5 separate regions of the Homo sapiens genome follow, and all the other regions are linked to region 5. A link is a loop called in an ENCODE intact Hi-C map of the cell type or tissue named here. Cell type or tissue: mammary epithelial cell. All regions are shown on one strand. Region 1 overlaps AURKAIP1 (aurora kinase A interacting protein 1). Region 2 overlaps VWA1 (von Willebrand factor A domain containing 1). Region 3 holds the start of SNORD167 (small nucleolar RNA, C/D box 167). Region 4 overlaps DVL1 (dishevelled segment polarity protein 1). Region 5 has its middle 6.7 kb from the start of ATAD3A.

Region 1 (5,000 bases), 130 kb after region 5:
GTCGCGGCGGGACCAGACGCCCCAGTCCCGGCCCGCCCGCGACTACTGAAGGCGCTGCCGCCTGACCTGAACGGGCACTTGTGTTCCAGCTCCCCTGGGACCTGTGGCCGCCGCCCACAGACCATGCTCCTGGGGCGCCTGACTTCCCAGCTGTTGAGGGCCGTTCCTTGGGCAGGTAGGAAGCCGCGCGGGGGCGGATGGGAGGATGCACACCTGGTTAGGAGTGCGGGTCTCAGCAGCTCCGCTGGGGCAGGGCCGGTGGCCACACACACACTCTTTCCCCTCTAAGCTTCCGATGCTCACAGAGGGAACCTCAGGGGTTCAGGCCAGGAATGAGGTGCGGGGGATCCTCGCTGGGACGAACCTGCTGCTCCTCAACCCGACGGGCCTGTGTGGTCTCGCGAGCGGTGACCGTGGCGTCTGGTTTTCTGCAGGCGGCCGCCCGCCTTGGCCCGTCTCTGGAGTGCTGGGCAGCCGGGTCTGCGGGCCCCTTTACAGCACATCGCCGGCCGGCCCAGGTAGGGCGGCCTCTCTCCCTCGCAAGGGGGCCCAGCTGGAGCTGGAGGAGATGCTGGTCCCCAGGAAGATGTCCGTCAGCCCCCTGGAGAGCTGGCTCACGGCCCGCTGCTTCCTGCCCAGACTGGATACCGGGACCGCAGGGACTGTGGCTCCACCGCAATCCTACCAGTGTCCGCCCAGCCAGATAGGGGAAGGGGCCGAGCAGGGGGATGAAGGCGTCGCGGATGCGCCTCAAATTCAGTGCAAAAACGTGCTGAAGATCCGCCGGCGGAAGATGAACCACCACAAGTACCGGAAGCTGGTGAAGAAGACGCGGTTCCTGCGGAGGAAGGTCCAGGAGGGACGCCTGAGACGCAAGCAGGTGAGTGGCCCCCTGCTTGGCCCTGGGAGGGCAAAGTGCTGAGAACACGTTTCTTTGCCACGAATTACTTGGCGGTCCCTCTCTCTGCGTCTTGCAGATCAAGTTCGAGAAAGACCTGAGGCGCATCTGGCTGAAGGCGGGGCTAAAGGAAGCCCCCGAAGGCTGGCAGACCCCCAAGATCTACCTGCGGGGCAAATGAGTCTGGCGCCGCCCTTCCCGCCCGTTGCTGCTGTGATCCGTAGTAATAAATTCTCAGAGGACTCAGCCTTTCCTGCGGGTCTGGAGCTCCATTTGCCGGGTGTGAGGTCTCTCAGGATTGAGGCTGCTGCCAGTCCCAGGTGTTGCAGAAGACCCGGGCAGCAGGGTGGCAGATTGGCCGTCCCTCTCTCTAGCTGGCTCTTGGCCGCCGTCCAGAGGGTGCTGGGCCTGTAGGAGCCCCAGCCTCGCTGTGAGCAAATGTGTGCTGTGTGCAGTTCAGGCTAGGTGCTGTGGGATCACTGTGAACAGATCCCACAGCCCCTCCCTGAGCACCACATTCCCTGGGGAGGCCGACCCGGATGGCAGAAGTACAGGGGGACAGGACTGGGGTTTAGGGAGCACCCGGAATGCACGGGGTGATTCAGGTGTATTTCATGAGTGGAGGGTCGGGGAGGGCCTCATTGGGAAGGCAGGAAAGGTTCTGGTACCACTGGCAGTGGTGGATGGTGCCCGCCAGGCTCCGTGGACGTGATCCTCCAGTGGCCCTCCAAGCTTTCCGGCTACAGGGCCAGGGTGTTGGCCTTCCCAGGCATGTCTGCCATCTCCTGGGGCCCTGAGTGGACGTGGGGACTAAGCAGGAAGAGTTGTCCCAGAAGGGGTTCGGGGCTGGGGGGTGGCTGAGGAAAGGGTCTCGTTTACAGGGCCGAAGAATCCCTGAGGCTTAGGTTGAGCCAGAGGCCCCTGGTGTCTCCACGTTCCTCTGGGTGAAGAGGAGGAACGCATTATTCCCCCCCCCTTTTTTTTTGAGGAAGAGTCTCATTCCATCACCCAGGCTGGAGTGCAGTGGTGCGATCTCAGCTCACTGCAGCCTCTCCCTCCCAGGTTCCAGTGACTCTCCTGCCTCAGCCTCCTGAATAGCTGGGATTACAGGTGCCCGCCACCAAGCCCGGCTAATTTTTGTATTTTTGTTAGAGACAGGGTTTCACCATGTTGGCCAGGATGGTCTCGATTTCCTGACCTCAAGTGATCTGCCCGCCTCAGCCTCCCAAAGTGCTGGGATTACAGGCGTGAGCCCCTGCGCCTGGCTGGAACATGGTATTCCTAAGAGCAGGGATGTGCAGGGGCCCTTGGACTTGGGTAGCAGGGCATGGGTGGGCACTGGGAAGCTGCTGCCCCCAACAGCTCAGCGACAGGAGAGGGGCCTTTGCGTCCGCCCCAGGCGGTTGAGTGGAGGCTCTGGAGCCGCAGCCTCTCCCCCACCGTGTGTGAAGGCTGAAGGCTGGGCTGCCTCTCACCAGAGACGTGGGGGCCTCTTGTCTTTTGTCACAGAAATGTGTCTGAGACTCAAGCTTGAGTTCCTTGCCCATCAGACCTTGGGGAGGACTTGAGCGCTATTCCCAGCAGTTTCTCTAGAACAGGACGAACTTGTGGGTCACACATTGTCCTGGGAGTTGGGCCCTGGACGTGCCAGCCAGCGAGGTCAGTAGGCCTTGGCTGTGGGTCCCTGAGTGCACGGAGGGGTCTGGAGGCTGTAGCGGGTGGAAGTGCGCTTCCCCAGACCACCACAGGGGGGCAGCAGCCGGGCTCCTGGGTCCAGGGCTGGGGACCAGGACAGGTGGCAGGAAGCGTCTTGTGGGGCCCCAGCTGGGGTCACAGGCATCATTCCTGGGTCTGTTTTCCCAGCTGTGAGTGGGGCAGGGCTCCCAGGGCCGAAACTCTCCCAGGTGAAGTGGAGCCCGCTCAGTGCCAAGCCTGGCCCTGCCCCAGCCTCCCGGTGCTCTTGGCCACCACTGGCACCCTCTGTAGTGCTGCTGCCCCCCCGCGTTTCCTTCCATCCCGGGCTCACCTCCCCCTTCCCTGTATGAGGGAGGAGATGTGGGAAGCTGAGTGGACCTGTCCAGAGTCCTAGCCTGCAGAGCTCAGCTGGGCAGCCCGTGGTGGGGAGCAGCCCTACCCAGCTCAGGCACAGCCCTGGGACCCCCCTTGGCCCCGGCCTCCTCCACCCCTGCGTGGGGGCCGGCTTGGGGTGCTCCTGGGAGGCAGGTCAACCATGGCTTTGAGCCGCATCTGGAGACATCTGTGGTTGTCAGTGGGAGGTGCTACTGGCATGGGTGGGTGGAGGCCAGGGATGCTGCCACACACCCTGCACCATGAGGACATCCCCACGACGAACCCATCAGCTCACGTCAGCAGCGGTGGGTACCCCTGCTCCAGACGTCACCATCCCGGCGAGGCGGTGCCTCAGCTGTCCACTCCAGCTCCCGCAACCCAGGCCCCTCCTGCAGACCCACATCCTGCCCAGCCTGCAGAGCTCACCCTGCCTTGGCTTGGAAGCCTTTGTTGCCCAACCACAACCTTGGGAAGCAATTTTGGGGTTTTATTTTTATCTCTGCGGTTGCTCCCAGGCCACAAGAGGCCGTCCCTCCCCTCTTCTCTGTGGGGCCTCCACCCTGCCCCTGCCTGTGAGACATGCACCCCCCTCTCTCTGTTGCCTCTCCCCTGTTCTGGCCCTGGGCATCACCTGGGTGAGGGGCCAGAGGTGGGGTGGGCTGGGCTGGGGGCCTGTGGAGCTGCCAGCGACCTGCCCCTCACCACAGCGTGTCCTGGTGGTGTTCAGAGCTCCAGTTCCAACCAGGACTTGGCTCTGCTGGGGATGGTCCTGGTCAGTGGGGATGGTGCCCCAACCTCACGCCCAGTGGTGGCATTCATCAGTGGCCTCCATAATGGGGCACGTTGGTGAACTCAGCCCCACGCCTCTTCCTCTGGCTGCTGCGTCCCTGGCAAGCTGGTGTCTTCTGCGCCTTCCGCGGGGGCCGAGCCTGGGGCCTGGGGCCTGACCAGCCGCAGAGCTATGGCTTCAGAGCTTTCATGGACCATGGGCAAGGCCCTCAGCTCCCACCCCCGGTGCCCACCCAGGGCCCTGCCTGCTTCAGATGTGTGTGTGTTGGGGGGCAGGGAGGCAGCACACGTGTGTGCCAAGCCCAGAACCTCCAGGGAGCCGAGCTGAGCACTCACTGAACACGCCGTCTGAGAAGCACGCAGGTTGGCGGTGGCAACAGAGACCCTCGGCGTGGAGTGGAGTCTGGGAGGAAAGCTGGCTTCCCTGGGCTGGACCCCCCGAGCCTCCCGGGAAGGGCACTGGGAGGGGGGAAAGAACATTCCTATTTCAGGCTGGAGGAGTCTGGGTCCTGTTTCTGAATGCCATGTTTCTCTCATTCTTAGGTTACTACTTTTTTTTTTTTTTTTTTGAGATGGAGTCTTTCTCTGTCGCCAGGCTGAAGTGCAGTGGTGCAATCTCGGCTCACTGCAGTCTCCACCTCCCAGGCTCAAGCGATTCTCCTGCCTCAGCCTCCTGAGCAGCTTGGACTACAAGTGTGTGCCACTGTGCCCAGCTAATGTTTGTATTTTTAGTAGAGATGGAGTTTCACCATGTTGGTTAGGCTGGTCTCGAACTCCTGACCTCGTGATCTGCCCGCCTCGGTCTCCCACAGTGCTGGGATTACAGGCGTGAGCCGCTGCGCCCGGCCCGATAAGTTCTTTAGAGGAGTTACTTCATTGCACCACTGATTAGAATTAGCCATTTCATACGCGCCGAGCCTAAGTACAGAGTTTAACTTGCCGGGAAGCCATGAGCCAGCCCTGAGTCTGTGTGATTCCTAAGCTTAATTGTAAAAGTAAATTATTTTTATAAAAGTTATGCTTGTGGGCCAGGCGCGGTGGCTGTCGCCTGTAATCCCAGAACTTTGGGAGGCGGAGGCGGGCGGATCACGAGGTCAGGACATCGAGACCATCCTGGCTAACATGGTGAAACCCCGTCTCTACTAAAAATACAAAAAATTAGCCAGGCATGGTCGCAGGCGCCTGTAGTCCCAGCTACTCGGGAGGCTGAGGCAGGAGAATGGCGTGAACCTGGAGGTGGAGC
Region 2 (5,000 bases), 64 kb after region 5:
AATCCATGCACTTTGGGAAGCTGAGGCGGTTGGATCACCTGAGGTCAGGAGTTCGAGACCAGCCCGGCCAACGTGGTGAAACCGTCTCTATTAAAAATACAAAAATTAGCCGGGCATGGTGGCACCTGTAATCCCAGCTACTCAGGAGGCTGAGGCAGGAGAATCGCTTGAATCTGGGAGACAGAGATTACAGTGAGCTGAGATTGCGCCGCTGCACTCCAGCCTGGGTGACAGAACAAGACTTTGTCTCCCCCCACCCCCCAAAAAAGCAGGAAACACACAGCTACTGCCCGGGAGCTGACAGTCCTAAACTGTCCTCTCTCTGGCGGGAGGCTGTCATGTGGGCTGTGCTTCGGGGACTGGACTTGGTTTATTACTGTCACTATAGAAAATTGACTTGGTTTGGCCGGGCGCGGTGGCTCACCCCTGTAATCCCAGCACTTTGGGAGGCCGAGGCGGGCGGATCACCAGGTCAGGAGATCGAGACCATCCTGGCTAACACGGTGAAACCCCATCTCTACTAAAAATAGAAGAAATTAGCCGGGCGTGGTGGCAGGCGCCTGTTAGTCCCAGCTACTCGGGAGGCTGAGGCAGGAGAATGGCGTCAACCCAGGAGGCGGAGCTTGCAGTGAGCCGAGATCGTGCCACTGCACTCCAGCCTGGGCAACAAAGCCAGACTCCATCTCAAAAAAAGAAAAGAAAAGAAAAGAAAATTGACTTGGTTTATCACCGTCACTATAGAAAATTGACTTGGTTTATCACCGTCACTATAGAAAATTGACTTGGTTTATTACCGTCACTATAGAAACAGGCGACCTGCTTCCCTAGGTGGCTCCCAGCAGCGTGGCCCACGCTTGGACACCCCACTCCCCAGAAATCTGGACTGAGACCCCAGGCCTCTGTCTGGCTTCTCACGAACAGCTGTCTGGAGAGCTTCACGTGCTGGAGAGCTGTTGCTCCGTCATCGCTCACAGAGGCATGGGCCCGAATTTCAGCCCCCTCTGCCTCTCCGTCCAGTGGCCAGCAATGGGCTGTCCAGCGAAGGGCCTCGCACAACCTGTCAGGGACTGGTCTGGCACGCAGCCAGCGTGAAATCCTCAGGTTGGTTCTCTTCAGATGTGGGAGGTGACCGCAGCCCTGCTCACAGAGAGGGTGGAAACTGGCGCAGGTGTGGGAGCAGCCTCCCTTCGGGGTCTCCTCGAAGTACCCAGGGCTCTCCCCAGCGCTGCCCGCCCCCAGCCTTCTGAACACCTGCCACGTGGATCACAACCTTGTCGCTCTTCTCGTCTCAACTAGAAGCAACTGCAGCATGGCCCTTCCCGATTTCCAGGTGCATGTCGAAAAGCGTGCAGTGGCCTTGTGACGTGGCCGGGCCCTTGGCAAGGAAGTCCTGGCGGGTATCAGCCTCTGCACTGCACCCTGGGTGGACTGAGTCGGGGCCAGGATTGTGTCAGGGGAGGTGGAGGAGACGCGGGGACAGCCGGTTCACAGCGGCCTGGACGGAGCACTCCGGGGCCAGAGCTGTTCTGAGACTTGGTGCAGATTCAAAGATTTTAAAATGCCTGGGGCTACATAAGGGGCAGCACTTCTCAGACGAGGGCTTCTGAAAGGGGCATTCCTTGGCACTGAGATGGAGACGGCAGTGCCTTTTCACCCTCTCCGTGAGGCCTTGTGCTGTGCTCAGCCTTGGTGTGCAGAGATGGGCAGAGGGGAGGCAGAGCCTCTGCCAGACGGGTATGTGGGGAGCAGGGTTGTGGCCAGGGCCCCCGCTCTGCCCTCTCGGGATTGCAGAGCTGGAGCTCCTCCCAGCTTCTCATGTGAGTCTGAGTCGTCCACAGAAGCCACTGAGGCCACCAGGAATGAGCCCCTGGTGCCCCGCTGCCACCTGCAGGGTGCTCCGTGAGCTGGGCCTGGGCTCAGTGTGCAAGAGGCATCTCCTCTCACGTGACCGTGGGCTCAGATCTGCCAACACTCCGGAGAACAGGGTAGGGGGCAGGGGCTGCACGAAGGAGATCCTACCCCTCCAGAGGAGGTGGGGCCCGAGGCCCGGGCCTGCAACCCTGGCCACCTGCCGACCAGCAGTGCAGTTGTGAGCACGCCACCTGCAGTGACACACACAGCCCATGGGTCCTACTCAGGCCTCCGTGGCCTGACTTGGGGGCTAAGGGGAGCTCAGGAGAAACCCAAAGTCCAGCCAGCAGGGCCCCCCCACAGACACCCCCTGCACACACAGGCAGGGGGGCCTACTGTGTCTCATGCATCATCACACCGGAGGGCAAACTCTGCGTGGTGAGCCTGGCCCCAGCCGGCCCTCCATGAATGGTGACCACACCCAGCTGGTGGGCGGTGTGGCCTTGGGTTTCTGGTGGGGCCACGGGATGCACAGAGCTGGGTTCTTGGGAGACGGTGCCAAGGCCAGCTGTCCCGAAGGTGGCCCCTGGCACAATGCCCACCAGACCTGAGGGAGGGACTGAGACCACCTCAATGCTGCAGTTCCTGGGGTCACGCAGAGTCCACGTGGGGAAAGGGGCAGTGGACCCCATGCGGTGCAGGGTGTGGCTTTGCCAGCAGAGGGAGCCCGCGTGGCCCTGGGCCCAGGGCTCCGGGCCGTGGCAGAGACTGCGGTGGGAATGGCCCTGCAGAGGCCCCAGCCCCCTTGTCCTCTGCATTCCAGCCACCTGCCCTGGGCCCAGCTCCAAAGGAAGGGGGCCCAAGCTCTCTGAATAAAAGGTGCACATGAGGACCAAGGAGGCCTGACACTGGGAGGGGACAGCTCCACCTCCTCTCCCCGGACACCCCAAAAGGCGGAGACGTTCACAAGCTGTCCTGTCGGCGGCTGCTGTTTGTGGAGGAGTAAAGCATCCTAGCGAGACTGCAGGCTCGGTGTACATCTGATTTACTGAATTTTAAAGTCTGGGATGTTAGTGGGGAAGAGGCGAGGTGAGCATTGCGTGACGCCGAGGACTAGGCGGGGCGGGGACTGCACCTGGCTAGGCACCCCCACCCTGGGCAACTTGCCCACGGACCCCAGGGCAGTGAGTAGTGACAGGAGGTAGCCCGGGGTGAGACCTCTCACAGCAAGAAGATGGTGTGGTTGCTGGGGCCTCCCTGGAGAGTGTCGTCCCTGCGGCCCCTGGGAAGTGCTCCCTCACGACGGAAGGTTTCCTGTCAGTGCGGTCCCGGGGCCTGATAGTGGCGGTGGGCGGGTGGGGTCACGTGTCCTCAAGGTCCTGAATGCCCAGCTCTGCCCCATTCCTCTGATTCCCAGTGGCTGCTAGCTGGACCCAGCTGGTGTCCTGGGCATGAAGGCAGGGCCACCGTCCCCAGCAGGTGCTGCCCTCCTGGCCAGCTGAGCATCCTGGCCACCATCAGCGTCCAGGTGCCCCTACTCGCCCTTCCTCTTCTTCAGAAGCCTTTGCGGACCTGACCTGGGCCAGCTTCCCGCGATTCCCCTTCCGCTTCCTATCAACGTCCAGGACCCAAGCTGCCCGCCCCAGGCCAGCCCTTGCCACTTGGGGCCCGGTCTTCACACGTGGGAGTCTGACCGGGGCTCCTCCCTGAACAGTCCTGGGTCTGACGCTCTCAATTATCACCCACGGACCCACACGACGCCCGGCTCTGGGCGGGGATGGGGCCGGGGCTGCTGCGGGGTCCCGCCAGGCGAGGCCCCAGCCCTGGAGGGCAGGCGCCAGGCGGGGAAGCCCTGCGGCCGCAGGGAGAGGGCCGGGGTCGCGCGGAGTCCGCGTGGGGAAAGGCCGGGCCTGCACCCGTCTGCCGGGTTGGGCGCCTCCGCTCCGGGTTCGGGACACAGGGGCCCTCAGGTAGGCGCCGGCCCTCTCGGCTGGGCGGGGACGCCGGCTTACGGCTCACGGCTGGCGGTCCCCGGGGTCGGGGCGCGGGGCACGGGGCGTGGGCGCGGGCGCGGGCCGTCGGGCGTGCAGGCCTTGGCGGACAGCGCGCTCTCGCGGCCCGAGCGGAAGGCGGCGGTCACGGTCACCAGGTAGGCGGTGCCCGGCGCCAGGCCCTGCAGCGTGGTGCAGTTGCGGCCCGCGGGCACCTCCACCCGCTGCGCCTCCCCGCCCCGCAGCGGCCCGAACTGCACGTGGTAGCCGAGCGCCGCGGCTGAGCCCAGCGCTGGGGCCCAACTCACGCGGAGGCTGCGCGGCCGGGCGTGGGAGATGACGATGCGCTCTGGCCCGGCCTCCTCTGGGGCGGGGAGGGCGGCGAGCTGCGTGGGGGCCGGCCCAGCCCCCGACTCCGGGCCCGAAGCCCCCGGCCCTGCCTCACCGGGCCGCGTGCGCACCCGCAGGATCTGGGGCCTCAGGAGGCGCACGTTGGACTCAGGCACTAGCGCCACGTCGTAGTCCGTGTCCGGGTCGAGGCCGGCCCAGATCCAGTCCGTGGCGTTCCCTGGCAGCTGCTGGCGTCTTGCAGCCCCCGGCTGGGCGCTGGGCACCAGCTCCAGCACATAGTAGCCCGAGTCTGCGGTCAGCAGGGGTGGCCAGGCCAGGCGGAAGCCGCTGGACGTGATCTCCGTGGCATGGAGCTGCTGCGGCCGCATCGCGTCTGTGGGTGGTGCAGGGGGTCAGGGAACAGCGGTCAGTTCCTCCTCCGCTGCTGGAGGGCGGCCCTGGCTGATGGGGAAGATCTGGAGATTGGAGGCCCCACTAGGAAAGACGGGGCCCCGCGGCCAAGGAGCTGCTGGAGCCATGCCCCGCAGATGCTGGGGATTCTCAGAACGTGCCTTGGCTGGGGGAGGACGGAGGAAAGGGTGCAGCCCCCTCAGGCCCTGTCAGAAGCGCCCCTGCCTCCCTTAGCCCCAAACCCAGTCCTTTGTGGAGAGGTGCAGTGGCCAGATCAGTGACCAGGACAAAGGTCCTCAAAGACGGCAGAGTCCACGGTGGTGCCTGAGAGCAGAGGACCAGCCCCAGCCTGAGTGGCCAGGCCGGGGTCTGAGGTCAGCCCGGCTCTCTGAGCTGCAGCTAGGAGATGGGAGACCA
Region 3 (5,000 bases), 200 kb after region 5:
GCAGCTGGAGCCGCGTTTAAGGCCTGGGGTAGGGTGCTTGGAAACGTGAAGTGGTTTGAATGACCCAGGGGCTTGGAGGGGTGGCGGCCGAGAAGAGCGGCGGGGAAGGTCAGGTAGGGGGTAGGGGTTGTGTGCACACCGAGTCTGCATGTTTTCCATCATTCGTGGCGTGCAGGCGTGTACACCTGCGTGAACTACATGTTCACAGACGTGTGCACAAGTGTGCATCGGCTTTGCTTGGTGGACATTTGGCAAACGACAATGGAGGCAAAGAAACCTCTCTGCATCCCCAAGTGCGCACCTGCGTGAGGCCCCCTCCTCTGCACGAGCTCGTGCGGGGTGCGCTCTTGTGAACTTTGCCCCTCTGCGTGCCTCCCTCCGGACACCAGGCCTTGCACAGGACGTGTGGATGAGCTGTGCCACGGGGCTGTGCTTGCTTCTGCATGTAGCCTGCCGATGAGTGCACGCAAGCGTGTGCACACACCACCTGTCTGTGTGGGTTCACGTACTGTGTTAGCCATGTCAGCAATAGACACATCACCTTGTACACGCGTGTTCCATCACTAGGTACACATGTTGATGCGTGTCTGTGCAGTGTCTCCTTGAACACACATGTATGTGTGGTACCAGTGTGTGCAGGCATGTTTGTGCATGAACATGTTTGCACATGTGTGCTTGATTGTGTATGTGTGGGTGTGCACGCGCGCGCTGGGTCTCTTGGGATCTGCTGGCAAGTCAGCATGTGTGTGGAGGCACGGGGAGCCTCTGTATCCCTGGAGCCCTCACCAGGAGGCTCAGGAGCCTTGGAGTGGGAGGCTCAGGGCCAGCCAGGAGAGTGGCCGCCAGCCCTGGGCAGAGGAACTGGGGCCATCCTCTGCTCTCCCATCTTCTGTTGCTGACCTGGGAAAAGGGGTTGAATAACTTGAGCACCCTAGGATCCTGCATTGAGGACCCGGGCTGTGGGGAGGTGTGGGCATGGCCTCCCTGCTGGGGGCTGGACCCTGGCTGAAGCACCCACCTTCTCCCTGGCCCCTCCGTCAGAAGCCTAATGGACCTCCTCCTCCACGCAGACGGCCCTGTACTGCCCTCTTCCAGTCGTGTGGGGGTGCTGGAACCCACTCACCTCTGGGCCTTCTCTCTGGTAACCGGCTCTCATGGGAGCCTGTTACAGGAGCCAGTTATGGGGGCTGTGGGGCTGCAGTAGGTGCCGTAGAGTGACTGCCCTGGGAAAGTGCCTCACCCCTGTGGGGCATGGACTGGAGTGGGGAGATGAGAATGGCCTGGCCCAGTGGGTTTTGGGGTTAGGCTGTGATTTAACTGGGGTTCGAGGGGCTCCCTGAGGCTGTCCTGGGGGCAGGCCCTAAGGGCGTAACTTGAGTTTCCTGGCCTACCGCCAGGTTGGGGGGCCAGGCAGGGTGGGCGGGAAGATGTGGTCTGTAACGTGGAGCCTGGTCGCCCCAGCCCGGGAGAGGGGGACCCTGCCCGCACCCTCCTGGTCTGGGGAGGGCCTAGTGGCAGCCCAGGTGCAGTGGGCCGGAGGCCAGGGGAGCCCGTGTAGGGGAACCGCCTGGCCTCTGTTCAGTGTGCCCCTCCCCTGGGTGGGGCTTCAGGCGCTGAGTCATGGCTTTGGTTGGGGGGCAGCCTCACCCTCCTCCCCGTCCTCCAAGCTGCTGAGGAAATCCTGGGCTGAGCACAGCAGAGGAGGCCTAGGTCCCCAGGACTGAGGAAGGGAGAGCTGAGGGGCTCCCAGCAGTGGGAGCGGCTCTCGGGGCCTCTGCCAGGGCCCACCCTGTCCCCATGAGCACGTCCGTGAGCTCCTGGGTGCAGCCATCCCCCCTTGCTGGCTCTCCAGGGACACGGGCGCCCCAAACCCGAGGGCGGCAGCTCTGGGTGCAGCTGTCTCTGCATCCGGCCCTGCTCAGGGGTGGCTGCAACTCCTGGGGTGTGGCGCTCTCTGCTGCCTTCTCCTGGGAGGATGGTCCCTTCTCTGTTCTGGGATCCTCCAGCTGAGGTAGAGGTCAGGGTCCAGGGGCTGCAGGCTGGGCACTGGCGGTCAGCGGACACCACAGCGAGATTCCCTCCATCGCCCCCTGCTTCGGGATTCAGAGTCCTCTTAGCCCCTTGGGAACAAGAGAGGGCTGCTCAGAGAGGACCTAGTGTCCTTCTGGGGTGGCTGGGACCCTTCAAGGTCCCTGGCTGGGGCAGCCTGGTGCCTGCAGCTCCAGCTCCTAATTGAGGACACGCCCCATGTAAACCACAGGCCCCTCCCCCGAGGCCTGGGACACCGGTCAGGGTAGCAAGGTACGAGGGACTGTAGGCCCTGATGGCCTCTGCTCCTGGACCCCTGCCCTAGACCTGGAGTCCTGGCCCCAGCCCGGGCCCTGTGGTGCCCAATCCCCAGGAGGCCAGATGGCCCGGACAGCCAGTGAGCCGATTGTGTGGAGGGCTGCCGGGATCCTGGCCCTGTTTCCCTGTTGCCTGCTCCCGGAGGGGGTGGTCACGTGCCCGATCCATCTGCCTCCTGTCTTCCGGGGATTCTCCCGCCGAGGCTTCTCTGGTGATGTCATGCCTTAACTCTTCTCTCCCCAGGCAGCCCCACTGTCAGGCTGTCCTGGTGGGAGTGGGCTCTGAGGAGGATGGCCTACCCGTCTTTCCAGCGGACCATGCCGCTTGCAGCTGTGAGGTTGGGGGAGCCGGGGGCGTCTCTCCCCAGCTGGTCTGGGTCCTCCTGGTGCTGCCAGGACCGAGAGCAGCTGCCCTACTGCCCCCACCCTGTCCCACAGTGCATGGGTGCCAGACCTGGATGGGCTGCAGTAGTGCAGTGGGGTGAGGGGAGGTGCCGCAGGGTTGAGGGGCTCCAGATGGGTCCAGGGTTGACTCTGAACTCCTAGAGGAGAGGCGGGTGAGGCTGGCTCAGCCCTTGGTGGGCACTGTCCCTGAGGGACTCCCAGCGGCCGGCTGTCCTGGGAGAGGCTGGTCCAGCCTTCTTCCCCGAGGGCACAGCAGCGGCTGCCTCTGCCTGCCTGGGGTTGGGGGGGCGGGGGGAAGTGCACTGAACCTGGTCCCAGTCCTGCCCCCGTAGCAGGCAGGCGTCTGTCTCCCAGCCTGTTTCCTGAAAGCCCCTTCCCATGGTGGAGCCCCTCAGGGAGGTGCGGGGGGAGGTGAAGCCCCGAGGGGGCTGAGGCTGCAGGTGACCCCAGCCAGCCCCGTTCTTGCTTTAGGGCGACCATTGACGAGGTGGAGACGGACGTGGTGGAGATTGAGGCCAAACTGGACAAGGTGAAGGGCGGGCCTGGAGCGCCCTGTGCCCGGCCAAGCTTGGGATGGCCACATGGCCAGACTCGCCCTCCAGGCCTTACTAAGCCACTTACACCCCCCATATGTGGAGCATGCGTGTGGTGCTCCAGGTCCTGGTCCCTGTGTCTTAGCATGTGTGTTCCAGGGTGCACATGTCACATGCACACATGTGGCTGGCCCTGAGTCTCGTCCCATCTGGGAGGGGCTGGGCTGTGGTGAGTCCCCGACCCACGGTGGCTGCCCGTCCCCTCTGCTGGGCTGGTGACACGGGGACAGCTGCTGTGTGGGCTGAGCCTTGGTGTGGCTGGGGCTGGGGCTGAGAAAGGGGAGGGGGCAACAGGCCGTGGAGGGGGGAGCCGTGTCCATGAGCCCCACATGGGCTGAGAAAGAGGGGGCAACAGGCCGTGGAGAGGGGAGCCGTGTCCATGAGCCCCACATGGGCTGAGAAAGAGGAGGGGGCAACAGGCCGTGGAGCTGGGAGTGGGCAGCCTTATCCATGAGCCCCACATGGGCTGGTTCTGCTGGTCCTGCTGGCCCTGGGTCCCCTGCCTGGCTCCTGGTCCCTCCCAGCCGAGCCGTGGCGGCCCCACCCTCCCCTCCCAGACGGGCCTCCAAGCCCCAGGCAGGCCCAGGCGTGAGGAAGCTGCACCGGGGCACTGAGTCCTGAGTGCCAACGCCCTGAGTGGAACCTACCCTGGGAGCTCTTCCTGCCTCTGAGTGGCCGTGTGTGGTGGCGAGTGCAGGCGCCAGTGCCCACTGTGCTCACCACGCCCCGCTGGCCCACAGCTGGTGAAGCTGTGCAGTGGCATGGTGGAAGCCGGTAAGGCCTACGTCAGCACCAGCAGGCTTTTCGTGAGCGGCGTCCGCGACCTGTCCCAGCAGTGCCAGGGCGACACCGTCATCTCGGTGAGGGGCCGACTGACCTCTGACCTCAAGGTGGGGTTGGGGGAGAGGCCGAGGGAGGCAGCCCCTTGAGGGCGTCCAGGCCAGAAGCAGGCCGGTGTCTGCACCGCCCAGGGGCTCAGAGGGCGTGGCTGGGTGACCTGGGCCCGGATTTGCCATCTCAGCACGGGTTCCCATCTGCTCCTCCAGGAATGTCTGCAGAGGTTCGCTGACAGCCTACAGGAGGTGGTGAACTACCACATGGTGAGCGCGGCCTCCCTGCCACCTGTGGGCTGTGCCTGGCCTGGAACCGAGCTGCGCTGGCTCACCTGAAGGCCGGCGTCGGGTTGGGGGGGGCACGTTTCTGCTCCTCTAGTCGGGGGGGGGGGGAATCCCACATTTTCAAGTCAGTGTGGGGTTGGGGGACAGCCCTGGGGGCTCTGCCGTGTCCCAGGCAAGGGCCACACTAGACCCTGGGGGAGGGGTGGTTTATCCAGGGTTCCCCCAACTGGGCAGGGCTCTCGTCCCAGGCTGGCCTGGCTGCCATTTGGGTCTGGGTGGCCCCCGGGGGCCCTGGCACTGACGTGGATGGACACACAGGACAGGCACCCGTGAGATGTGGGGCTGCAGCCTGGGAACCTGAGCCGCAGACTGAACAGAGGAGGTCCCGAAGTAGACAAGGCAGGATGGCTCAGCCGTCCCTTTGCTCCTGGTTGTGCCCGGTCCTTCTCTACTTCGGGTTCCGATTCAGAGCCCAGGCTCCAGCTCCCCAGGCCCAGCCCCTGGGTGCTCCCGGCTCTGGCTGAGTGCTCCCTGCTGCA
Region 4 (5,000 bases), 160 kb after region 5:
TTACTAATGCTGTTTGTTGCAAATGTGTGCCACCAGGAAATGCGTAGTGAGGAGGTGCCCAGCCCCCAGGTTCTGCTCCTGGACCATGCTCTGGGATGAAGCCCTGGGGGAGTCCGCCTTCTGCTCCTGACACCCACCGGGGGCTGCCCAGGGCAGAGACAGCCTGACTGTTGCCCTAGTGCACTTCTAGCAGTGGCTGCACCTGCTGGGCACATTTGGAGGACGCGTGGGTGCCCGGGCCTGGGAACAGGGTGGGCAGGTCTGGGTGTCGAGGCAGGCTTGGGGATGCGGCCAGGAAAGAGACAGGGGAGCTTCAGTGTACAGCTTTGGAGGCTGCAGACTTACAGGGGGCTGGGAGTCAGTGGGGCTGCAGAGGTCAGGGCTGGGCTGGGCTGGGCTGTGGGGGTTGGAAAGAATGGACTGGGGTGATGCTGGAGGTCCAAGACGAGGGCCTTGCTCTGTAGCCTCCCAGGTCCTCTGGCTGGGATGGGGGCCTTGCTCTGTGTCCTCCCTGGTCCTCTGGCTGGTGGCCTCAGGAGCCTACGGAGGACCCTCATCAATTACTTCCTTCATCCCTTCCCCTGAGTTCTACCCGCAGACCTCTCAGCACTGTCTGTTCTGTGGAATAGAACCCCCGTGGGAGGGGCTGGTTGGTCAGTAATACTTTAGCTTAAGCGACTGCTGAACTAGACACTGACCCTGGATGCCAAGCGAATGTAGTTGGAGATGGGGGGAAGAGAAGGCAGGTCCTCGCTGGTCTGGGGTGGCCTTCATAAGAGAGGGAGCTTCAGGCTGGGGACGCTGAGGAGGCCCTGGTGAGTCGGGGGTTCCTGCGCCAGCCCCCGCTGCATTCTCAGCCCAGCCCTGGTTCCCCAGCCTCTGCTCCAGAGCATGACTGACCACCTTGCAGTGCAGGGAGCCTGTGTCATGGCCACAACCACGTGCCCTGGTCTGGACCCCACTCCCCACGCACGGCTTTGGCCCAGTGGGTGAAGGTCCCCCGCCTGTCCTCCACTTTTCATGCCCTGGTCACAGCTATTCTGACCCAAGATCCCCAGGGCTGGGAGGAGGGCAGAATTGGGGAGGGTCTCTGCCTGGTGCTGGGTTTGGTGGTTGGCAGGGGGTCTCGCCCAGCCTTGGGCCGAGGCAGAGGAGGGAGGGTGTTTGGCTCCGGGTCCCCACTGCTGGGTGCGTGGCGGATGCTGGGCCTGCTGGACTTGGCACCGAGGCTGTCTGTTGGGCACAGCTCCCACAGTTCATCTCCGAGGTGGGGGTGACCCAGGCCTGGGACTGGGGGATGGGTGGAGGCAAGGCTGTGGGCCCAAAGCCCTGGTCCCCAGGGCCGCCTGCCATGGGCCTCGGTGTTGTGACAGCTCCTTGTGTCCTGGGTGGTGCTGTGGGGAGCTATGGAGTTGGGGAGGCTCTGCCTGGCCTGGGCTGTGGGGGGAGTTCCCACTCCGCCCTCCCTGGCTGTGCCACTTGGGGTCTGTGACTCAGCCTCTCTGTGCCCTGAGTGCCTCCCTGGTTTTGGGAGGGTCCAGGCAGTTCACCTACTGCACTCATAGCCATGGCCTAGCAGGGACACTTGAGCCTGTGTGTCCTGAACCGGGGGAGGGGCACAGAGAGATCCCAGGACTCGGCACCACCCAGGGGACAGGCTGGTGGAGAGCCCCTGGCTCTGGGGTCAGGGGTTGGGAGGCCACAGACCCCCAAGGCTGAGGGCCCTGACCTGGGGCGTGCACAGGGGGCTCTGAGGGCACAGGATGGCTCTGCACCGCCTGTCCTGGGCCAGCTACCCCTGCCAGCTTCCTGCTCCGCCTTGGGAGAATGGGGTGCATTCGGGACCACGCCACGTCTAGGGCAGCTGGCTGTGGCCTCTGGGAGTCTGGAGGGTTCTCTGCATCCTGTGTGGCCATGCTGGCTCCCAGGGCGCTGCCTCTGAGTGGATTCCTCCCCGGGGCGGGTCTGTGGGGGCAGCACACAGGTTAGCCAGGCCTCACAGGGAATCCCAAGGTGGGGGCACAGTGCCGGCAGGGGCGCCCCTGGCAGCTGCCGTGAGTTTCAGCGGAGGCTGCTACAGAGGCGCGGGGACCCCGGGTTGTGGGTACGCCCCCAATGCCTGGCCAGCCTCCAGCACCCTCCCCCATCTGGCTGGGGTGGGGACGGCAGGGCTCTGCCTGGGACCTGGGTAGCTGATCCCTGGAGCCCCAGGCAGACCCCACCCTTCCCTCTGTGCTGTTTGGGTCCTGCTCCCTTTCTCCTGGCCCAGCCAGGCTTGGGTCTGCACCCTGCCACTGGGGGCAGGGGAGGACTTGTTACACCCTGTTGGGCTGAAGAGGGCGGAGTGAGTAGGGCCTCTGGGTCCTGGCTGGACATCTGTGAGGGGGCAGGGGGCAGGGACATCCCAGGCAGCCTGGGGTCTTCGTGAGGCCCTGGCTGGGTGGGCCATGCGGGCTTGGGCCACTCTGGATGGTGGGAGGGGGCAGGGCCCTCTTCCGGTGGAGCCAGGCGGGTGCTGTACTGGGGTGCTGGGTGGCCGAGTCTCCCTCCAGTGAGTCAGAGGGTGCTGGGTGGCCGAGTCTCCCTCCGGTGAGTCAGAGGGTGCTGGGTGACTGAGTGTCTCCCTCAGGTGAGTCAGAGGGTGCTGGGGTTGGGTGTGGCAGGGGAGAAGCTGCCGGCCAGGCCACCTGGGGCCGTGTGTCAGGGACTGAGGTGGGGACCCTGCCAGGGGCTCTGCTGTGGTCAGGTCCATTAGAGACAAGGGCTCACTGTGGGCCCTGGCCCCCTGGCGGCAGCTAGTGGTGGCCTCGGTGTCCGTGGGGCCCGCCTCACCCTGGGTTGCTCCAGCCTTTCAGGTGTGACAGCCTCTCACTGTGGCGGCCTCAGCCTGGCATGGGGTCATGGTCTTACCTGGGAAGGCTCCTGTGTGGGGGCAGCAGACGTGGAGGGGTCTGAGAAGTGACCTTCTCTGCTCTTTGGGGGCGTCTACCTCATGGCCTGGCCCTGGGTGGCCTGGGGAGGCAGCTGCAGGACCCCAGAGGGCTAGGTAGGGGTCCCTGCTCCCACCTGGGCTGGCCCTGCCTGCTGTCCACTCTGCCCTGAGGCTTGGGGCCTCTTCCCAGCAAGTGGGTGGGCCAGGGCTTGGGTGAGAGTGTGGGTTTGCCACTTTGCCGGGGGCCTCCTGCTACCTACTGCTTCGGAGTCTGGCTGAGTCAAGGTGCCCCGGGGTCAGGGGACCTGGAGCGGCCAGTCGGGGTGGCTCTGTAGCTCGCAGTGGGACTAGCAGCCACAAGGCCGCTTCCTGCCAGGTGTGCGGCCAGGCCAAGCCCCGTCTCCGGGCTCCTATTTCTCCACTGGGCCCAAGTCCCGGGCGTGGAAAATGCTGCTGGGCAGGGCAGGGTGCCACGAGGCGGCGTCCAGATCCTACCCAGCCTGCTGCCTGGGCCCTCAGAGGTCACAGTGTGAGTGTCGACCACAGCCCTGCCTGCCTTGCTCCTTGGCCTGGGGACCTGCCCCTGCCCAGCCATCCCCTCTGTGCCGTGTGGGTTGCCACCCTGCCCTCTGAACTCTGAGCTCGGGTCACCCGGCCTCCTCCTGGTTCGTGTCCCCTGACCCTCTGCGGCCTGCCTGGGTGCCCTCTGCCCCGTTCCCAAGCCTATCTGACCTGGGGGTGGACTGGTGAGGCACCTGGCCAGCTTGCTCTCCTGGGGGCCCTGCCGGCTCCGCATCCCCTGCTGCCCCTCTAGGTCCTGAGGTGCAGGGAGGTTTGGTGAGTGGAGGTCTTTGTCTCCCTGGCTAGGTGGACAGGACAGGAGGGTGGTGGGCGGCCTCTGGGGACCTGTGGGCCCTCCCAGCCCACCTACGTCCGTCCGTCGGGTCTGAGAGTCCTTGTAGGTGGACTGTGAGCCTGACTAGGGGTGCAGGGCAGGGGTCAGGCAAAGCCCTGCCCTCACAGAGCCTGACCCTGGGCAGGCAGGCACAGGGCCTGGGACCTGAGGCTGCTCCTGAGACGCCAGGAGGGTGGAGTAGGGCCATAGGGCATGGCTGGCATGATGGAGAGGAGGCTGCTGGGGGATTTGGGCTCCTGGTTGGGAATGACAGGTCTGAGTGCAGGGGTGGGTGCAGGTGGCCTGATGCCCTGGCTGTTGAGGGGTGGGCGGCTGGTCTGGAGCTGGCTGGGAGGTGGAGCGGTGGACCTGAGGTCTGGGGCAAGGGACAGGGAATAGCCTGGGGAGCCTTGGGGCCCGGTAGGTGCAGCTGCTGCTGCTGAGGAGGCTGGGGCCTGGCCCTGAGGAGTCCCAGTGTGGGGGAAGCCCTGGGGGGGGGGGGCTCCAAGCCCCAGGAACAGATGAGGTGGGGGTGGTTGGAGACAGCGTCTGGGGCCACCACATACATGAACCGAGGGCAGCTGGGCACGGGGGCTTTCCCAAGGAGGCCTCACCCTAGCTGTCCTCCTACCTGGGGGCTGGGGACCAACGCTGCAGGGGACTGAGAGCCTTTGGCTGAGCTGCCCCTGTGAGGATGTCCACAGCCACTGTCCCCATGCTGGGGGGGTGGGGGCCCAGGATGTGACGGAGAGGAAGGACGGTTCCCGAGAGGAGAGTGCGTTAGCAGGGGTGTCCGCAGAGTGACTGGCCCCATGCTGGGGGGGTGGGGGCCCAGGATGTGACGGAGAGGAAGGACGGTTCCCAAGAGGAGAATGCGCTAGCAGGGGTGTCCACAGAGTGACATTGTGTGGGCAGGAGGAGCGCCTGCTCTCCAGGCCTCACCTCTAGAACCGCAGGGTTGGGCCCCCCAGGTGGGGCCTCACGGCAGCATATGCCCACAGGGTGGTGAAGGAGGAGATCTTTGATGACAATGCCAAGCTTCCCTGCTTCAACGGCCGCGTGGTCTCCTGGGTGAGCCCCTGTGTCTTGGCCCCGAAGGCTCGCCTGGGGAGCATTCCAGGGTGGGGCTCTTCCTGGGGGAGGCGGTGGGTGTGGGGAGGCCCTGGCAGGCTG
Region 5 (5,000 bases):
CCTGGGTGGGATTCTGGGGCAAGACCCAGTCGCGGGTGGGGCCAACAGTGACACATGACGTTCACCACGTGGCGAGGCCCCAGGCCCGGGAGCTCTCTGTGCTACCCTTGCAATTTTTCTGGGAACCTAAAATCTCCAAGCTGTAAAAGTTGAAAGAGAAGACCTGGACCTGATTTCTTCACATGTGAATTCACAAAACATTAAGAATCAGAGCACTCCTCAAACTCCTGGACAAATTGAAGAACATTTCCTCACTCATCCTAGGAAGCCAGCAGTACCCTGATATCAAACCCAGATGAAGATGCCACAAGAAAAATGACAGGCCAATATCCTTGATGAGCATCACTGGGAAAGTCCTCAACAAAATGCCAGCAAAGTGAATTCAGCAGTATAATAAAAAAATTATACACCCTGACCAAGCAGGATTTATTCCTGGAATGCAAGGATAGTTCATACGAAAATCATGTTCCACATACGAAATGTTCAACATACAAAAAGCAATCAATATTAGCAGAGTGGAAGAAGGAAACCACATGACCCTCTCAACTGACGCAGGAAAAGCATTTGACCAAATTCAACACCCTTTTATGAGAAAAACACTCAACAAGCCAGGAATTGAAACACACGCCCTAAACATAATGAAGGCCATATATCACAAGCCCACAGGTGACATACTCAGTGGTGAAAAACTGGAAGCTTTTCCTCTGAGTAAGGAACCAGGCAAGAATGCTTTACTGCTTCTATTCCACATACCACTGGAAGTTGTGGCCAGGGCCATTAGAGAAGAAAAAGAAGTCATCCAAACTGAAAAGGGAGAGGTAAAATCACCTGTTCTCAGATGATATAATCTTATATGTAGAAAATCCTAGAATCCTGCTGGGCGCGGGCGGTGGCTCACGCCTGTAATCCCAGCACTTTGGGAGGCTGAAGCGGGCAGATCACGAAGTCAGGGGATCGAGACCATCCTGGCTAATATAGTGAAACCTCATCTCTACTAAAAATACAAAAAATTAGCTGGGCATGGTGGCAGGCGCCTGTATTCCCAGCTACTCAGGAGGCTGAGGCAGGAGAATGGCGTGAACCCAAGAGGCGGAGCTTGCAGTGAGCCGAGATTGTGCCACTGCACTCCAGCCTGGGTGACGGAGCGAGACTCCATATCAAAAAAAAAAAAAAAAAAGAAAAAAGAAAATCCTAGAATCCATATTGGAAAAAACAACCCCGTGACATCAGCAAAGTTACAGGAAACAAAATCAACAGCAGAAACAGCTGCAATTCTACATACTAACAATGAATAATCTGAAAGGGAAATTATGAAACCATTTCCATTTACAATAGCATCTGAAAGAATAAAATACTTGGAAATTCACTTAACCAAGAAGGTGAAAGACTTGTACAATGAAAACTGGCCGGGCGCCGTGGCCCACGCCGGTAATCCCAGCACTTTGGGAGCCAAGGCAGACAGATCACCTGACGTCATGAGTTTGGGACCATCCTGGCCGACGACTGCACTCCAGCCTGGGTGACAGAGTGAGACTCCATCTCAAGAAAAAAAAAAAAAGAAAACCAGACAACATTGCTAAGAGACGTCAAGGCAATATAGAGACTGGATGCAATCCCTGTAAAACCCGAATTATTTTTTACAAAAATAGAAAAAGCATTAATACGTTGATATGGAACCTCTAGGGATCTTGAATTGCCAAAGGGAAAAAAAAAACTTATTTTATTTTTTTGCGAGGGAGTCTCACTCTGTCACCCAGGCTGCAAGACAGTGACACGATCTCAGATCACTGCAACCTCCACCTCCTGGGTTCAAGTGATTCTCCTGCCTCTCAGCCTCCCAGGTAGGTAGGATTACAGGCACACACCACCATGCCTGGCTGATTTTTGTATTTTTAGTAGAGACAGCGTTTCACCATTTAGGCCAGGCTGGTGTCGAACTCCTGACCTCAGGTGCTCCACCCACCTTGGCATCCCAAAGTGCTGGGATTACAGCCATGAGCCACTGTGTGTGGGTGGCAAGCCAACCAGGTGCTGAGGCAAGAGACCGAGGGCACGAGCTGTTCCAGTGTAATAAAATATATAAAATAGGAATAGTTATACCAGATATAGATCTTAGATATGATTATATATGAATATCATTCATCATTAGTTTGTAGCAATTGCTCTTTATTCCAATATTATAATAATCCTCGCTCTATAATCATAATCTAGGAAAAACCAGGCCATACCGAGATAGGAGCTGAAGGGACATAGTGAGAAGCGACCGGAAGACAAGAGTGCGAGCCTTCCGTTACGCCCGGACAGGGCCACCAGAGGGCTCCTTGGTCTAGCAGTAACGCCAGCGCCTGGGAAGGCACCCGTGACCTAAGCAGACCGTGGTCTAGCGGTAGCGTCAGTGTCAAGGGAAAACACCCGCTACTTAGCAGACTGGGAAGGGGAGTCTCCCTTTCCCCGGGGGAGTTTAGAGAAGACTCTACTCCTCCACCTCTTGTGGAGGGTCAGGCCCGCCCACAGTTATCCGAAGGCCTAACCGTCTCCCTGTGATGCTGTGCTTCAGCGGTCACACTCCTAGTCCGCCTTCACGTTCCATCCTGTACACCTGGCTTTGCCTTTTAGATAACAGTAGCAAAATTAGTGAAAGTACTAAAAGTCTCTGATAAGCAGAAATAATGGCGTAAGCTGTCTCTCTCTCTCCCTCCCTCCCTCTCTCTGCCTCGGCTGCCAGGCAGGGAAGGGCCCCCGTCCAGTGGACACGTGACCCACGTGACCTTACCTATCACTGGAGATGGCTCACACTCCTTATCCTGCCCCTTTGTCTTGTATCCAATAAATAACAGCGCAGCCTGGCACTCGGGGCCACTACCGGTCTCCACGTCTAGGTGGCAGTGGTTCCCCGGGCCCAGCTGTCTTTTATCTCTGTCTTGTGTCTTTATTTCTACACTCTCTTGTCTCTGCACACAAAGAGAAAACCCACCGAACCTGTGGAGCTGGATCCTACAACTGTGCCTGGCGCGCACACACACACACACACACACAAACTGTTGAAGGACAAAGTTGGCACTGGGCGCGGTGGCTTACCACCACCACTGTGAGCAGTGCAGGATGAGCATCCTTGTAAGGGACACCAGAGTGAGAGCTCAGTCACTCTCTCCGCCACATGAGGACCCAGCAAAGAACACTCCACAGGGAGGGACTGAGCTGGCACCCTGACCTTGGGCCTGTAGTCTTCAGAGCTGTGGGCACACACGCCCCAGTGGTTATGGCAGGCCCAGCAGTCGACCACACTCCTGTTCTCTCTTTTTTTTTTTGTTTTTGAGACAGAGTTTCCCTCTTGTTGCTGAGGCTTCAGTGCAATGACGTGGTCTCGGCTCACCGCAACCTCCGCCTCCCAGGTTCAAGTGATTCTCCTGCCTCAGCCTCCTGAGTAGCTGGGATTACAGGCGCCCGCCACCACGCCCGGCTAATTTTGTATTTTTAGTAGAGATGGGGTTTCTCCATGTTGGGTCAGGCTGGTCTCGAACTCCCAACCTCAGATGATTCGCCCACCTCGGCCTCCCAAAGAGCTGAGATTACAGGTGTGAGCCACCGCACCTGGCCTTGCCAATTAAATTTTTAAGCTACAATGCCCACAACAGGCAACATGTGAACCCCGCCTGTGAACTCAGGACTGAAAGTGAGGGACCAGGCACTGTGGCTCACGCCTGTAATCTCAACATTTTGGGAGGCCGAGGCAGGTAGATCCCTTGAGGTCAGGAGTTCAAGACCAGCCTGGCCAACATGGTGAACCCGTCTCTACTAAAAATCCAAAAATTAGCCGGGTGTGGTGGTCGGTGCCTGTAATCCCAGCTACTTGGGAGGCTGAGGCAGGAGAATCACTTGAACCTGGAAGGCAGAGATTGCAGTGAGCCGAGAACGCACCACGACACTCAAGCCCGGGCAACAGAGCAAGATTCCGTTTCAAAATAAATACATAAAATAATTAAAATGCAATGCAATGCAATGCAATGCAAAAAAAATTCTGCTGAGTGAAAAGAAATGAGGTGAGAATGTCAAGAAGATCCCCATCCTCCGGACAACCAGACGCCCTCACCAACACTGGCCCTCCCTCTCGGGAGGCTCTGCGGCACTGTCTCTCACCTCCCCTTGTTTCCTTCTGTGAAATGAGGCGCCCAAGCTCGGCCCTGCACCCCACTGCTGCCCATGTACATGCCACCAGCCCTACCCACCGGCAGTAGCCCTACCAATCTCCATGCCCGAACCCCATGTGCGCCCCGGCCTCCCCACCCACACCGGCCCCACTCACTTTGAGCTTGGACTGTTGCTCCAACTGCAGCGTCTGCTCCTGCATCTGTGCCACATTCAGGGCGTCCTTTGATGTGGCCTGCAGGCACAGGGGCACAGAGGGCGGGTGTTAGGATACACGGATGCCGCTGGGCAGGCACCACACCAGCCAAGGGGCTTTCTGGAATCCACGGCCACGCCTCGACCTCAAAGCCCCCAGCCCTGCCTCCCCATCCTCCTTCCTAGTCAGACCTGGCGTGACGATGCCCCATCCCCAGCACACGGCCTGATGCATTTGTGAGGTTTTATGCCCTCCAGGGATGGTCTTGGAGAGCCACATCAGGAAGGCCATCCCACGTGGACGGGAGGAGGCTCTTGCCCAATTCAACACAAAGTCAGGCGATGGGTAAAGTGTCCATTTTATCATGATACATATGCTTTTACTTTTTTTTTTTTTTTTGAGACGGAATCTCGCTCTGTCGCCCAGGCTGGAGTGCAGTGGCGCTATCTCGGCTCATTGCAAGCTCCACCTCTCGGGTTCGTGCCATTTCTCCTGCCTCAGCCTCTGGAGTAGCTGGGACTACAGGTGCCCGCCACCACGCCCAGCTACTTTTTGTATTTTTAGTAGAGACAGGGTTTCACCCTGTTAGCCAGGATGGTCTCGATCTCCTGACCTCGTGATTCACCTGCCTCGGCCTCCCAAAGTGCTGGGATTACAG

Evidence for each region. Hi-C counts contacts between places; a loop is a spot of excess contacts. Peaks named below come from ENCODE experiments on the same cell type or tissue, not always from the same donor. Only the 100,000 strongest peaks of a DNase experiment are listed, where the experiment ranks them.
Region 1: it touches region 5 in a loop (3-fold over the local background); 18 of 110 quality-filtered maps call a loop at or near these places.
Region 2: it touches region 5 in a loop (7-fold over the local background); 17 of 110 quality-filtered maps call a loop at or near these places.
Region 3: a loop joins it to region 5, with 20 times the contacts of the local background. A loop is called at or near these places in 4 of 110 quality-filtered maps.
Region 4: a loop joins it to region 5, with 7 times the contacts of the local background. A loop is called at or near these places in 6 of 110 quality-filtered maps.

What each region holds. Positions count from the first base shown.
Region 1 is chr1:1,369,880-1,374,879 of GRCh38, reverse strand. It overlaps AURKAIP1 (aurora kinase A interacting protein 1), which reads left to right. Exons shown (of 4, transcript NM_017900.3): 2 at 90-175; 3 at 435-880; 4 at 978-1,144. The coding sequence starts at 124. The coding sequence ends at 1,079. Among named protein-coding and RNA genes, the nearest start is that of AURKAIP1, 2.8 kb to the left of the region's middle. RefSeq lists silencers at 2,517-2,811, 3,070-3,119 and an enhancer at 2,175-2,942. In mammary epithelial cell, a CTCF peak has its summit at 2,642 (motif pointing right); no DNase peak of the experiment used is centred here; H3K4me3 peaks cover 1,236 bases; H3K27ac peaks cover 553 bases.
Region 2 is chr1:1,438,647-1,443,646 of GRCh38, reverse strand. VWA1 (von Willebrand factor A domain containing 1) reads right to left here. Exons shown (of 3, transcript NM_022834.5): 3 at 765-4,566. The coding sequence ends at 3,860. Among named protein-coding and RNA genes, the nearest start is that of VWA1, 5.5 kb to the right of the region's middle. RefSeq lists enhancers at 2,019-2,168, 2,785-2,834. In mammary epithelial cell, a CTCF peak has its summit at 2,559 (motif pointing right); no DNase peak of the experiment used is centred here.
Region 3 is chr1:1,302,365-1,307,364 of GRCh38, reverse strand. ACAP3 (ArfGAP with coiled-coil, ankyrin repeat and PH domains 3) reads left to right here. Exons shown (of 24, transcript NM_030649.3): 2 at 3,222-3,279; 3 at 4,084-4,203; 4 at 4,390-4,443. SNORD167 (small nucleolar RNA, C/D box 167) reads left to right here and starts at 2,553; the gene lies at 2,553-2,636. RefSeq lists a silencer at 1,401-1,570 and enhancers at 2,591-3,191, 3,192-3,791, 3,792-4,392, 4,393-4,992, 4,993-5,000. In mammary epithelial cell, CTCF peaks have their summits at 1,102 and 1,967 (motif pointing left); DNase peaks (open chromatin) are centred at 1,604 and 2,514; H3K4me3 peaks cover 2,288 bases; H3K27ac peaks cover 1,324 bases.
Region 4 is chr1:1,342,587-1,347,586 of GRCh38, reverse strand. It overlaps DVL1 (dishevelled segment polarity protein 1), which reads left to right. Exons shown (of 15, transcript NM_001330311.2): 2 at 4,829-4,898. Among named protein-coding and RNA genes, the nearest start is that of DVL1, 4.3 kb to the left of the region's middle. RefSeq lists enhancers at 1-466, 668-1,546. In mammary epithelial cell, a CTCF peak has its summit at 2,790 (motif pointing left); a DNase peak (open chromatin) is centred at 2,596; H3K4me3 peaks cover 2,296 bases; H3K27ac peaks cover 2,121 bases.
Region 5 is chr1:1,502,965-1,507,964 of GRCh38, reverse strand. It overlaps a transcript of ATAD3B not described here. Among named protein-coding and RNA genes, the nearest start is that of ATAD3A, 6.7 kb to the left of the region's middle. In mammary epithelial cell, CTCF peaks have their summits at 2,264 (motif pointing right) and 2,873; a DNase peak (open chromatin) is centred at 2,924; H3K27ac peaks cover 540 bases.